2 separate regions of the Homo sapiens genome follow, and region 2 is linked to region 1. The links are chromatin contacts, found by Hi-C or POLR2A ChIA-PET in ENCODE. All regions are on one chromosome and are shown on one strand. Each heading gives the region's core, a stretch centred on a gene start or an enhancer-like site at or near the end of the contact. The rest is flanking DNA. Distances are from core to core; before and after follow the strand shown.

Region 1 (6,358 bases), core at 2,180-4,679:
CTCATTAGCTCATTTAATTGTATTCTGTACAACTCAGTAAATTTGATCTCATCTCCATTTTACAAATGAAGAAACTCAAATTTAGTAAGGCTACTTAACTTTTTAAAGACACACTGCTAGGAGGGGTAGAGTCAGAATTTAAACCAAGATATTTTCTAGACTTTTAATCTCCAGGGATTTTTTTAAGTAGGTAAAGTGCTCCCCCAATGTTATAGGGGATCATGGATGAGCGAAGACAAACTGATGCTGAAGATGAGATCAGCAAACAGTAGCTCCTGGTCCAGATGACCTGGAGAAGGAGTAGGCATAGGATCTAGACCAGGGTTGTTCAATCTTTTGGCTTCCCTGGGCTACATGGGAAGAAGAATTGTCTTGGGCCACACAAAAAATACACTAACAGTAAAGATAGCTGATGAGAATGAAAAAAAAATGTGTCGGGCTACATTCAAAGCCATCCCTGGCCATGGGTTGGACAGACCTCAACAGGCACATGGATTCCCTATTGGGGAGGGTCTAGAATTCTAGGCTGAGGAATTTTCACCTTTATTCCTCTGGTATGATTTCAACCTGTGGTGTCACCATTTTTAAATGTATTGCCATATCTTGAACATTCCCACTTGTTCTGTCTACAATAAATCTTGACTGTGGGGTTTGCTTTTCCCTATCTCAATTAGGGAGTTGCAGAATGCAAACTTTTTTTACTCTACGTCTGTGAAAAACAAAGAAGACATATATATATTTATTTACTTCATTTTAAAAAGACCAAGAAAAATAAAGTTTGATTTTCCACCATTTCTTTTTGCTATGTAAATTTGCCTTTATTCTGGAGTAAATAATTAAGATTATAAAATAATCAAATTATGCTCACCACACTATCTGGAATGTCTTTTTTGCTTCTCAACTTCCAGGAAGTTAAAAAAGTAACAATTCCTCAAAACCCAGAGCTAGTTCTAGTACCCATTTGGACATCATCATTCCTTCTTGTGAACCTTTTTTACAGCATTTTGTACATGCCTTAGTACCTTATCACACCCTGCCTGGTCTCTTGTTGTCAGCAGCTTTCTAAGATGGAGTGAAGCTCACTCTTCACTGTCTATACTGTGTACCAATGAATAACATTTTTGCACTGAGCATCTAACAAAGTCACGTAATTTAATAGAATGACTCAATAATTTTTTTTGCATGGTACAGTATGCTTCCACCACTTTCTTTTGCTTAGGATAGAACATCATCAATAAATGGGGATCTATTTTCCCAAACTTCACCTTCTAGTCTGCTCTCCCTCCTGCCCGCCACTTCTCCTTTGTGGTTGGGGTCTTTTTCTTTAACCTTTAGGATGGTCAAGTTCAAGCCAGAGAGGCAGAAAAGTTAGTCTAGGTACCACTGAGGGAAGCTGAGTTTCTGGCTCTCTTTCACAGTGTCCAGGAGAAAGACAACCCCAAATAAGGTGCAAAGGGTGAGACTCTACTATTTAATTTTCATAACCTATAGGATAAAATCATATTCATTCATACAAATCACTATGGCCTAATTTTCTATTATAAATCTTCCTAATAATATGACAAGGTCTCAGCAGCCATATTTCTCGTCAGAGAAAGTAATGAACATACTAAAAATAGTTTACTCTCATTCTGATTTAAAATAGGTGCATCATGTCATTCAAACTACATCTGCTTATATTCTATCCATATGTTTGAAGGCTAAAATAAGTAACAAATCATTAAAAAGAGTTTTTGTTTTAAAATTGTTGGCTCAAAAATAGTTACATAAAACATACTTCATAGCTGGCAATGCAGACATTCTTAACTTTTGCCCTGAGTAAATAATATTACCTCTGTTGATCCTGTGAAGGCTACTTTGTCTATATCCATGTGAGAAGAAATGGCTGCCCCTGCTGTAGGCCCATAACCAGGAACAATATTCACTACTCCAGGAGGAAACCCTGCCTAAAAGATAAAAAGTTTAAAAGTTACAGTATAAGAATTTAATTCAAAAAGGAGGAGAGTAGGGGATTGAGATTGTCTCTTAATGCCAACCTTATGAGATGCTCTAGAAAAAAATAATTCACCCAACTGGCTCTATTCTTTAGTCTTATTATGTCATTTCTAAGCACACATAAGAGAATAACTTCAAGGGTTGCATTATTAAAGGACAATTTCTTGTCAGGGTAAGTCCATACTCTATGAATCATTGCTCCAGTGATGGCTCTTTCAAATTTCATAATGCTAACTCAAAAAGATTGTATGTAAAAAAGTGTTTGGTAAGTTACTTATGTAGAAAGTAAGTAACATGTTTATTATTCCCATCAGCAAAAATAAGAAGCTGAAGGGATCTAACATTTTTTAGTTCCTAGCTGTTGTTGATTGTTGAGGGCATAACTGCTGAGTTGCAAATTCCCATTGGCATTACTTAGTAAATTGTTAAGTAAATACTGTCATCCCATTCATGATTCAACATCACAGGTTGATTTCAATCTTCATTAAAGAATTCAGGTGAAGGCATGGGAACTGAGTTGGGCACATTACAATTTCATGTTATTTGCATCGAAATGTTTCATTTTGACATCTCTTTTCCCTGTTTTTAATTTCAATAAATAATATCTTTAAAAGATAAGTTCAGTTTTGTAACTTTAAGTTTCTAGTGATTAACATTTATTTTTTAAGATTTGGTAAGATGAAGAAAAAAGGACAATGAATTGTTTGCAAGTATATTAACACAATCTAGATAGCTGATGAAAATGTTTTACATGTTCTTTTACTGTTTTTGAACAGGAAGATAAATGCAGAGGAACTCATAATAGAAAACTGAATATAAACATATCCACTCATGAGTAGATTGAAAAGTGTTTGGAAATAATGTGGCCCAATATTACAAACAAGCATATTGGCATAGAGGCCCTTTCAACCTTACATAGATTAGTTTACACAATTTTGCAGAAAACACTAGGCCATCAGTGGCAGGTACAAACCAACTTAATGTTTCAACATTTGAAAGAATGCTACATTAATTTCAACATGAATTTATGTTCATGAGAGTTGGACAAAGAAGCAAAAATGTGATCCCAAGTTGACTGTTTGACACCAAACCTTTGTGTTTGGCTTCCTGTCTGCATTTGGGCAGAGATGAATTTGGGGTGACTGCCAGAAATTGCAGCCAGCCGTCATGCTAAATGTATTCCCCCCACTGGACAGGAGCCATCTGTAAATAATGTACTTTATAGTAGCAACAAATGAGGTCTTCCTATTGTAATTTAGGATTCTTGAGTTCTTGAGCATATTTTGATTTCGGGAGACTTACCTCTTTTATTAAAGATGCCACGTGGAGAGCAGTGAGAGGAGTTTGCTCTGCTGGTTTGACAACCACTGTGTTTCCACAGCTCAGTGCAGGCCCTATCTTCCAAATGAGCATAACCAACGGGAAATTCCACTAGAAAGCAATATGTAACAATAGATTCTTTGTATTGCAAAAGGCATATTTGCTAATCCAACTTCCATATTATACACCCCCTGTAGATGTTATGTAATAATTGCGTAGTTTTGTGAAATCATCTGGCATATTATACTTCATTGCTAAAAGCAACTAGTAAATGCTAAAACGCTCTGAATAAACCAGATATGAGATATGAGAAGGAAATAGGAGAGAACCTCAAAATTTAATCAAGTACTGTTGAGTTCTTTTTCTACCAGGAAAAAAAAAATCACTGCATGGTTTGGCTTATTATGGAGCACACTGTAAGTTATCTAAAAATGTTTAAAAAGGATGATTACTCTCCTTCTCCATAAGTCATTTATTGTAATTATTTACCCAATAATATTATTTAGTAGCTTTTATTTCCAGGAAAAATACCTTGCTAAAGACAAAGATGTCCAGGGTCCAGAGGCCAAGTACTTGGGTTCAAATCTCAGCTCAATCACTGACCAGCCATGTGAACTCACACAGGTTACGTGCTCTCTGTATCTGATTTCATAATCTGTGAGTGCTGATAATAGTCCTCTCTGCCTCAGAAGGCTGTCTTGAGCATTAACCAAGAAAGAGGGCCAGGGGCTCAACACAATGACTGGTCTAGCATAGACAAGTAGTACATATCAGCTATTATCAGTGTTCATAATTATATAGTTTTTATCGATTTATTGGGACTTTTGAATTAATAAGCAATTTCACTAAAATATTGATATGAATATATTTCAATCTCATTGGAGCCAAAGATAAGTCTTGACCATTTCTTCACATAAGGACTTCGCTACCATTTTTTTGTTTGGCCTTTTAAAGCATGTCAGTTAAAATAAAATCATTTAGATAGTGTCCTGTTTGTTGGGCTTAAAAAATCTTCACAATCCTCTTAAAAAGGCTACTTTCCTCTAAGAGTAATATGGAGGATCTGAGCCTCTTATCTAAAGGTAAAATATATTCCATGCAGTGCTTCAAATGCCTCTGGTATTCTTTTTTCCATTTTGATTAAAAAATGTGTGTCATGAGTTGAACACTCTGGGAGCTACTGTTCTGCATGATGAGATGTCTCAATGAGAAAGTGCGTTGGAGAATAGTAGGCCCCACTACATTCCACCAAAATGCTATCCTGCAGATGTGCAGTGGAGAGCACCTTGCCATATACATGTAAAGCTTGGCTCTTATAAAGAGTACATAATACAACTTTTAATAAAACAACCCATAGAGTAAAGGGTTAACATTTATGGATGATGTAGTATTAAAACATTCTCAAGAGATATGCCAGAATATAGATAGGTTTTCGGACTACCTAATTCATATGCAAGAAGTTTAGTCACAGGGAGACCAAGTTCAACAAATCTTACATTTACTCCACATTTAACAAATACATAAGCATCCATCTGTTTTAGAGAAAGCTTCATCATTAGATAGAATAAGAACTCTTCTTTTTAAAATTGAGAATTATATAGGAGAAAAGCTTACAGGAATGATTTGGCCACATACACCAATAGGTTCATGTCTTGTATATGTAAAAAAATTTCCATCTGAAAAATAAAACACACACAATCATATATAAACAAATGTATTTGACATTCACAAAATGGTGGTTGGTGATGTGAGAGAAAGGTGTAGACAATAATTTTAAAAACATATATCTGGCCAGGTGTGGTGGCTCACGCCTGTAATCCCAGCACTTTGGGAGGCCGAGGCAGGCAGATCACGAGGTCAAGAGATCGAGACCATCTATATCTCCAACTATTCCCAAAATGGTAAGTGAAGCCCTAAAATAGTAATTCGAAATGATAGGAACCATAAAATTGAGTTAGGTGAAATCAAAGAGGCAAAATTGGCAAAAATCTGAAAGATAATTAATTCCACCTTTCATCTTCTAGGAGGCCTGATTTGAAAATTATCTTTATTCTCTAAGTGTTATAAAAAAGGGACGAGAAAGGAAGTAGGAGGTCTCTGGCGAAGAGAAGAACCACATTCCAATTTGTTTCTGGTAGCTCAAAGTTCTACCAATAAGAGAATTCTTTTTAAAAGTTATAATATAATTTTTAGAAATAGTAAAATTAAAAACAGTAGAATTAAAAAGAAAATCTCCCTATGAGTAATAAGCCTTTCCTACTGACTTGTTCTAAAATGTATTTTATTTGCCTACCAAACAATAATAGCAAATTCTCTAAATACATGAAGAAAATGACAGGAGTATAAGACATTTATTTTCAATCTAAATTTGACCAATTTATGTGCCCCGAAGTTTAATGTGGTCATCCAGAGAGATACATTATGCTTTACATTCAATTCTGTTCTAGTTCCCACAGAAGCTTCCTGGTTTCAGCAAGGACTCTCTTCATCAAGATCTATTTGTGTTTTAAGTGACTTCTCCCATTTTGTCCCGGAGTAAAGTAGGACAGTTCTAAAGTAGCCACATTTCTTAGTACCACCGAGGTCTTACTCTCCTCTCAACTTTCTGCTATCACTTCTGACCTCCTGCATGCTCCAATTGGATTGGAAGTGCACATCAGGGCCAGTCCTGGAGGGTATTGTATTCCTAAAGTTCATAGGTTTGCCTGAATTAAATTCCACCCATACTGTTTCCTAAATGTGTGTGTTTTCATGTTTCACATGAAATATCTTTAGTATTTCTACTCCATTATGTGCATACCCCACTAAAATAACACATACGTACAGATTCACACACACAAACCCTTAACTTAGGCTGCAAACACAGTCCCATCTTGCTTTGAAGATATTTGAAACGAGTCCGTGTGAACTGGCTTGTTTGATTAGTCTGGTCTAACTACACTGAGTTTGACCAGGCACAGATGACCATAACTGACTTATACTGGAACATGTAAAGAGGCTTAAATAATTACATTACAGAAAGGATATAAATGTCAGTATTGGA
Region 2 (6,639 bases), core at 3,707-6,206, 150 kb after region 1:
ATAATAATATTAGAAGTAGTGACATTTCTATAATAGTAGTATCATTAGGAATATTTTATGTACTTCATTTGGATTTTATAAATTAACTTTTATATAAATCTTATGCTACTCTTGCTATATTTAAGTCTAAGAATTTTCACTTTTAGTCCCTATTATAGATGAATCTTTCTTTTTTTTCTTTTGCTTCAACCTTGCTATTGACAGAGAAAAAGTTACTGATTTTCTTAAGGTATACAAAGTTAATTCTAAGGCTTTTCAAGAGCTACTGGAAAGAGACGGAGACATCTTTATTCCTGGAAGAGAGATTTTGGCAAACATCCTGTCATGAGGAATCTGAGAATCACACAACATGAAGGAAAGTAGAATCTAAGGATGGAGATATGGCAGGTTCTGGAGCTATTATTTGAACTCCTAGAATAAGCCATATTTGAAACCATTACCAGTTATCCTTTACATTATTCCCTATGTTCATTTAATTTACGTAGGTTTAGGCCAGGAAGAGTGAGTGGCCCATGCTTGTAATCCCAGCACTTTGGGAGGCTGAGGTGGGCAGATCACCTGAGGTCAGGAGTTCAAGACTGGCCTGGCAAACATGGTGAAACCCCATCTCTACAAAAAAAAAAAAAATTAGCTGGGTGTGGCGGTATGTGCCTATAATACCAGCTACTCAGGAGGCTGAGGCAGGAGAATCACTTGAACCTGGAAGGCAGAGATTGCAGTGAGCCGAGATCGTACCATTGCACTCCAGCCTAGGCAACAAGAGCAAAACTCCATCTCAAAGAAAAAAAAAAATTAAGTTGGTTTAAATAGGTCTTATTCTTCATTGTTTACCAAATCAGATGGTGTGGAAATTTGAATTTGGCTTCCCCAGATAATTCTTATGCTAGTAATCTTCAGAAAAAATACCAGGATCAATACACTCTATTACTATCATGAAAATATAATGAAAAATAATTTAATGGTATAGAGTTGACCATAGGAGAGTTGCTTCAATGTTATCACAGATGTATAGGATAAAGCTGAAATTGCTTCATTAAAGAGCTGAATTTTAATAGTTACTGATATAATAAAAGTATAGGAGCCTCTAAATACAAAACTATAAAAATGAAATGAAGTAATTGTGTGAAAGGAAGATGAAGAACATTTATTCTATTGCTTGCGAAATATAAATATATCAAATTTATTTATATATCAAATTTACATAATATGGATTTGATATATTTATATTTCTCTTCAAATGGAGAACTTAGAAATTCACTAGGCAATCATTACTTTATTCAAGGCAATTTTATGAATTAAACAAGATGCTAATTATACTATCAATAGCATAACTGTGCTTTTTGACTCAAAGAAAATATAACTTGAACCCACAATGATGTGAAGTTTCTTCTATATAGATCTTTGTTTATCCTGCTGATTTGTTTCCTCATTATTGGCTTCTTAAGAAATCGTTGCTCAACTCTGATTTTGTGTTTCAGCTTTGAGTCACATTGAGACCAATGAACATCTTTCAAGTATTTGATTATATTTGTGATTATATGTAGGGAACTTCTTTTCTTCCTGTTGAAAAATGATTGGGACTCAAATAACAGTAGTACTGACCATGTATCACTCAGTGTGCCATAACATAAATTCTGCATCATTGGTCAATTCATTTATTCAATCTTTTATTTCACTCCACACCCATATGGGGTGACTATGATGCAGACATGTTTATATACACAGCAGAAACATCACTGGAAAAAAACAGACAAAAGTTCTTGCTCTCATGGAACTTAGATTCTGACAAAGAAAGATATCAAATAAACCTTAAACAAATATAAATACACTACAGATATATAAATTATGTAAAGTGGTGGTAAGTGCTGTGAAGTAATGTGTAGTAGAGTAGGGGGGATAGAGAATGATAGTGGAGAAGGGGAAGGATGCTCTTTCATATGAGAGTCAGGAAAATCTCTGATAAGGTGACATCTATTCATGGAGTTGTAGTGAAGGAGAAATCAAAATGGATATCTAAGGGAAACACCTTCCAGGCAAGTAAGACCCTGAGACAAGAATATTCTAAGTATATTCAAGGAATAGCAAGAAGGTCTAAAGGGCAGGATATGATATTCATTTTAAAAGTTTGCTCTGTTTGCATATGAGAATAGATTGTAGAAAGGCAAGTGTAAAAGGCTATTACACACTTGCAAGATGTTTACTGAGAGATGACATTCAGTTTAGTTTGCTGGCATGGATCAGGATTTAGAAAAGAGAATGAACCTGGAGGGACAATTTGAAGATATTCAGAATGACTCTGCAGATTTTTCTTGAGTAGCTAGAACTATATGAAGATCAGGTGTGTGTGTGTGGGTGTGGGTGTTTGCATGTGTGTGTGTGTGTGTGTGTGAGAGAGTGTGTGTTGAAAAGGGGTAGACTAAAATAAATCAAAGTCCAGTTTCAGATAGCAGAAATTTAAGATGGCAACTTGACAGTAGATGTAAGCCAAAAAATGTATAAGTCAGGTGTATCCAGGAGATGTTGGGACTGAAGATATAATTTTAGGAATTTTTTAAGCATATAGTTGGTATTTAAATACTTGGAATCAGATGAAGTCACCTACACAAGGAGTACTGGTGGAGAAGAGTTTATGAAAATAAAGAGAAATCAGCAAAGGGGACAGCAAATAATTTTTTTTCCAAAAAGAAAGGGAGTCATTAGCTATATCAAAAGCTGTTAATAACTGAAGCAAGATGATTATGGAGAAATGACACTGAATTTTTCAGTGTAGAAGTCATTAATGGCCTTGACAAGATCAGTGTATGAAAAAAATTTTGTGTTTCAGTGGGCAACTAAACATAGTCTGACAACTCTTTTAGGGTATCAAATTCTACCCCTGCTCATTGTCTTTGAGCTGTTTTGCAAATCTTTGTAAGTGGTAGGTAATTGATAAACAAATTCTGACTTGTCTGTTAGTGACATTAATTGACTTTCTGTGTCCAGTTTGGTAGTGATCTAAATGAATGTGGAAAAATCAGTTTTGTCTGCATTTCCAATTAATTTCAACATTCTGTGCTCTAGATAAATTAGCGCTGTTTGACTTTTCCTTTGAATCAGTTATAACATCTCCGTGGCTCCCTCATATTATGTAAGTAAAATTATTTAACACATGTTCATTTTCATATCTGAATGAGGGTTATGATTTCACCTTTTTCTGAAAATTATCTTTTTAGCATTAACGTTGGTGTGGTGATGTAGGCAAAAGACTGGCTCAGAGGTACTTGACAGAAAATGGAAAATGGGGTCAAAATGGTTGATTTGATATTCAGAAAAACCTTTTTTGGTAAAGCACATTGAAAAATCTCAACACAATTTAACAATTTTTTAAATTATGGTAGGAAAGTAAAAATAAGGGAATCTAGAAGCTTGATATAAGAAGGCAATCCAGGCCTGGCGTGGTGGCTCATGCCTGCAATCTCAGAACTTTGGGAGGCGGAGGTGGACGGATCACTTGAGGCTAGGAGTTTGAGATCAGCCTGGCCAACATGGCAAAACCCTGTCTCTACTAAAAATACAATTATTAGCCAGGTGTGGTGGTGCACGCCTATAATCTCAGCTACTTGGGAGGCTGAGGCACAAGAATCGCTTGAACCGGGAGGCGGAGGTTGCAGTGAGCAGAGATTGCACCACTGCATTCCAGCCTGGGCGATAGAGTGACACTCTTTCACAAAAATAAATAAATAAATAAATATAAAATAAGAAGGCAATCCAGAGGAGTGAGTGAGTACTGGATCTGCTAATGTGAGGGGTCATGAGCTCTTGGGACAGGAAACAAAGCTTGAGACTAGAGCTCTGGTAGGATCCACAGCATAATGCCGGGAGCAGCAAAATCTCAAGGGAAAAACCTGACTTTGCTTTAAAATGGAGATGTCTGAAATACTTGTCTGTCCTGAACTTAGCTCTAGATAAGCTAGAATAAAAGAACAATTATCTGCTGAGAATTTCTAACCACAAGGTGGCACACACCTTGTTTGTTGAAGAACTGAGGTACAGCAAGGTGTGGCTAGAACACTGAACCAAAGGAATTGTGGTATGACCTTAGTTAGGTCTTGGCTGTCATCTCCTTGTTACCCTAACATAAAAGGTTGTGAACAATAACTTCTCTATGTCACTGGATAATTCAGCCATGAGGCTCTCTCTTGATTCACATCATAAAAACCCAAACATTATTCTTTTGTTGCCATGCACACTTGCAGGTACAAGGATGTTAAAATCTACACACCCCTCCCTAATTCTTATATTGCAAAAATTTGCCTGTTACATAATAATGATAGTTCCTTGAGTTTTTATCAAGTATTATGTTTACCCAGAAAAGAACAGTATTTTAAAAAGGTATTCTTATACAATTCTCCCCACTTTTTGCATTTTGTATTTTCTTTGGGACAAAAATGTTATTTGCCTTTGTTGGCAGGGACAGTTAGTTACATTTTTAGGGGAAAATCTCAGAATGAGAAACTAAACTCGAACTAAAATAAATATAAGTCTTAGTAAAAAAATCTGAGAAATCAAATGTATTTATTTAAAGTAAGCTTAGATCTTTTTTTGAGCTCAAATCCCGTGATAATTCAATCTGAATTTATTTTGGTGCTCTCTCACTCACACCCATCTTATGAAAACCAAAGCATTTGGGGGTCTTTTACTCATCCGGTTACCACTGAGATGCCTTGTCTAAACTTACAAGGGCTACTGAAATCTGAGAACCTTGGGTTTTAGTGCCATCTGGAAGCCCAGTAAACTTTGCAAAGGCTGTGAAACTCAGCCTAAACTCCAGCCCCTCAGGCATACTAGGCAGCCACACCCCTCCCACCTAACCCAAAACTCCGCTCACCTCCTGCAATGCTGTGAAGGAGAAAGCTGTAGGTTCCCTGGGAGTCTGCAGATCTCTCTTCCCATCCTGGACTTCTGGGGCATGCCTCCCCTCCCACCTTCTCTTTTCCACAAGGCACATGTCTCCCTTTCCCCTATCTGGCATAATTCCCTCAAGGAGTGCCAGGAAGGCAGATCATCTGCTGGATAATTAGCCTTTCTGTCCTACAGCACAAACCTCCTGTGAGGTTAAAAGAATGAAGGAGCTGGCTGCCTTCTTTAAGTGGACATGAATGTAAAAAAGATCCATGAAGCACAAAACACAAATTCTGTCTCGATTAGCTATGTTGATTCACAGCTTGTAGCCTCTCCTCATAACCTGAAATACCTGATAAAGGACGGCACGCTCCATCAAAACATACTGTCCAATTTGTGAGTGGTTGAAGGAGTGCCCCAAACCTCCATCGGCGGTCTGGCCTTTATAATCTTACACGCACAGTGTTTTATTCCTGAAAACTAAAGCTGAAGGAGAAAACTTAAATTACAAATGTCATCACTCATTTACTTAAAAATTATCTCCTTCTGTATATGCAGATGCTTCTTATTCTCTTGCAATCTTTCCAAGCCCTTTGCACTAGCTGTATTCTTTAGCACATTAAAGAAATAAAATCATTTCTTGACTCTCATGGGAAGATAAGATGGAAATGGCAAGATACCGCTGGGAATAATAGGCAGAGGAATGTTGCTTTTGATAAGAAACCAATAGAACTATACCTACTTTCTTTTTCTTTTCTTTTTTTTCTTTTCTTTTCTTTTTTTTTTGAGACGGAGTCTCACTCTGTCGCCCAGGCTGGATGCAGTGGTGCGATCTCGGCTCACTGCAAGCTCCGCCTCCTGGGTTCACGGCATTCTCCCGCCTCAGCCTCCAGAGTAGCTGGGACTACAGGCGTGTGCCACCACGCCCGGCTAATTTTTTTTTTTTTTTTTTGTATTTTTAGTAGAGGCAGGGTTTCACCGTGTTAACAGGATGGTCTCGATTTCCCGACCTCGTGATCTGCCGGCCTCGGCCTCCCAAAGTGCTGGGATTACAGGCGTGAGCCACCGCGCTCGGCCGAGCTATACCTACATTTTATACATGTCTTCAATGACACATTTATGATTAAACTAAAGATGTTGGAATGAAAATGACAAGTGATCATTTCTCAACATACAAGAAAGTCTATCTCAGTGTATCCATGGGCCAGGAAGAGAATACACTTTAATAAATGTGTTTTTTTGGGGACTAGCCCAGGCTGAGAAAGGAAAAGTCTCTGGTAGTTCCATCAGGTCTTAGTTTCCTGGGTATACATAACTCTGTATTATTTGGCTGAGAAATTAAAGGATTTTCCTTCAGTGTATTCTTAAATCATATTATACTGACATTTTATTATTCTCATGTTTTCTTTCATTATGAAAAAATTGTTGGGGAGGTGAGCATTTGCAAACCTCTTTTTATATTGCGTTTATTATGTGGAACTGGGAATCTCTGAAACTCCTTTTACTTTGTACTAAGTGGCTATGGAAAACATCTTTCGAGAATGAAGGACAAATTCTCAGAGGAAAAATACTGAATAAAAGGTTTCAACTCTTGCTGGCATTACAGTATTTCCTCACAAGGGGAGTGCATTTCAAATAGTCTCTTTTTTTGTGTAATACAGAGGAAAGCATAATTTTTTCTAAAGTTGGCATCACTACAAAAAGTCAGTCAATGCTCAACTTCTGGTATTTGATTGGTTGTGAGGGGTTTTGCTTTGT

What was found. Hi-C counts contacts between places; a loop is a spot of excess contacts on that map. ChIA-PET counts read pairs that join two places held with the same protein, here RNA polymerase II (POLR2A). Pooled maps may share reads with other maps.
Region 2: a loop to region 1 is called in a map of endothelial cell of umbilical vein, with 3 times the contacts of the local background. The contact joins two enhancer-like sites. A Hi-C loop is called at or near these places in 1 of 168 maps with a recorded cell type or tissue (endothelial cell of umbilical vein), 1 of 37 single-sample maps with no recorded cell type and 1 of 50 pooled maps. POLR2A ChIA-PET finds 5 or more read pairs at or near these places in 3 of 52 experiments (A549, SK-N-SH and WTC11).

Annotation. Positions count from the first base shown.
Region 1 is chr9:72,922,187-72,928,544 of GRCh38, forward strand. ALDH1A1 (aldehyde dehydrogenase 1 family member A1) reads right to left here. Exons shown (of 13, transcript NM_000689.5): 5 at 4,930-4,991; 6 at 3,298-3,426; 7 at 1,833-1,946. Among named protein-coding and RNA genes, the nearest start is that of ALDH1A1, 28 kb to the right of the region's middle. Within about 2 kb of position 3,430, at least 3 of the 41 ENCODE cell types and tissues checked have a DNase peak (open chromatin) inside an H3K27ac peak, as active enhancers do.
Region 2 is chr9:73,075,500-73,082,138 of GRCh38, forward strand. No RefSeq gene overlaps it. Among named protein-coding and RNA genes, the nearest start is that of ANXA1, 73 kb to the right of the region's middle. Within about 2 kb of position 4,957, at least 3 of the 41 ENCODE cell types and tissues checked have a DNase peak (open chromatin) inside an H3K27ac peak, as active enhancers do.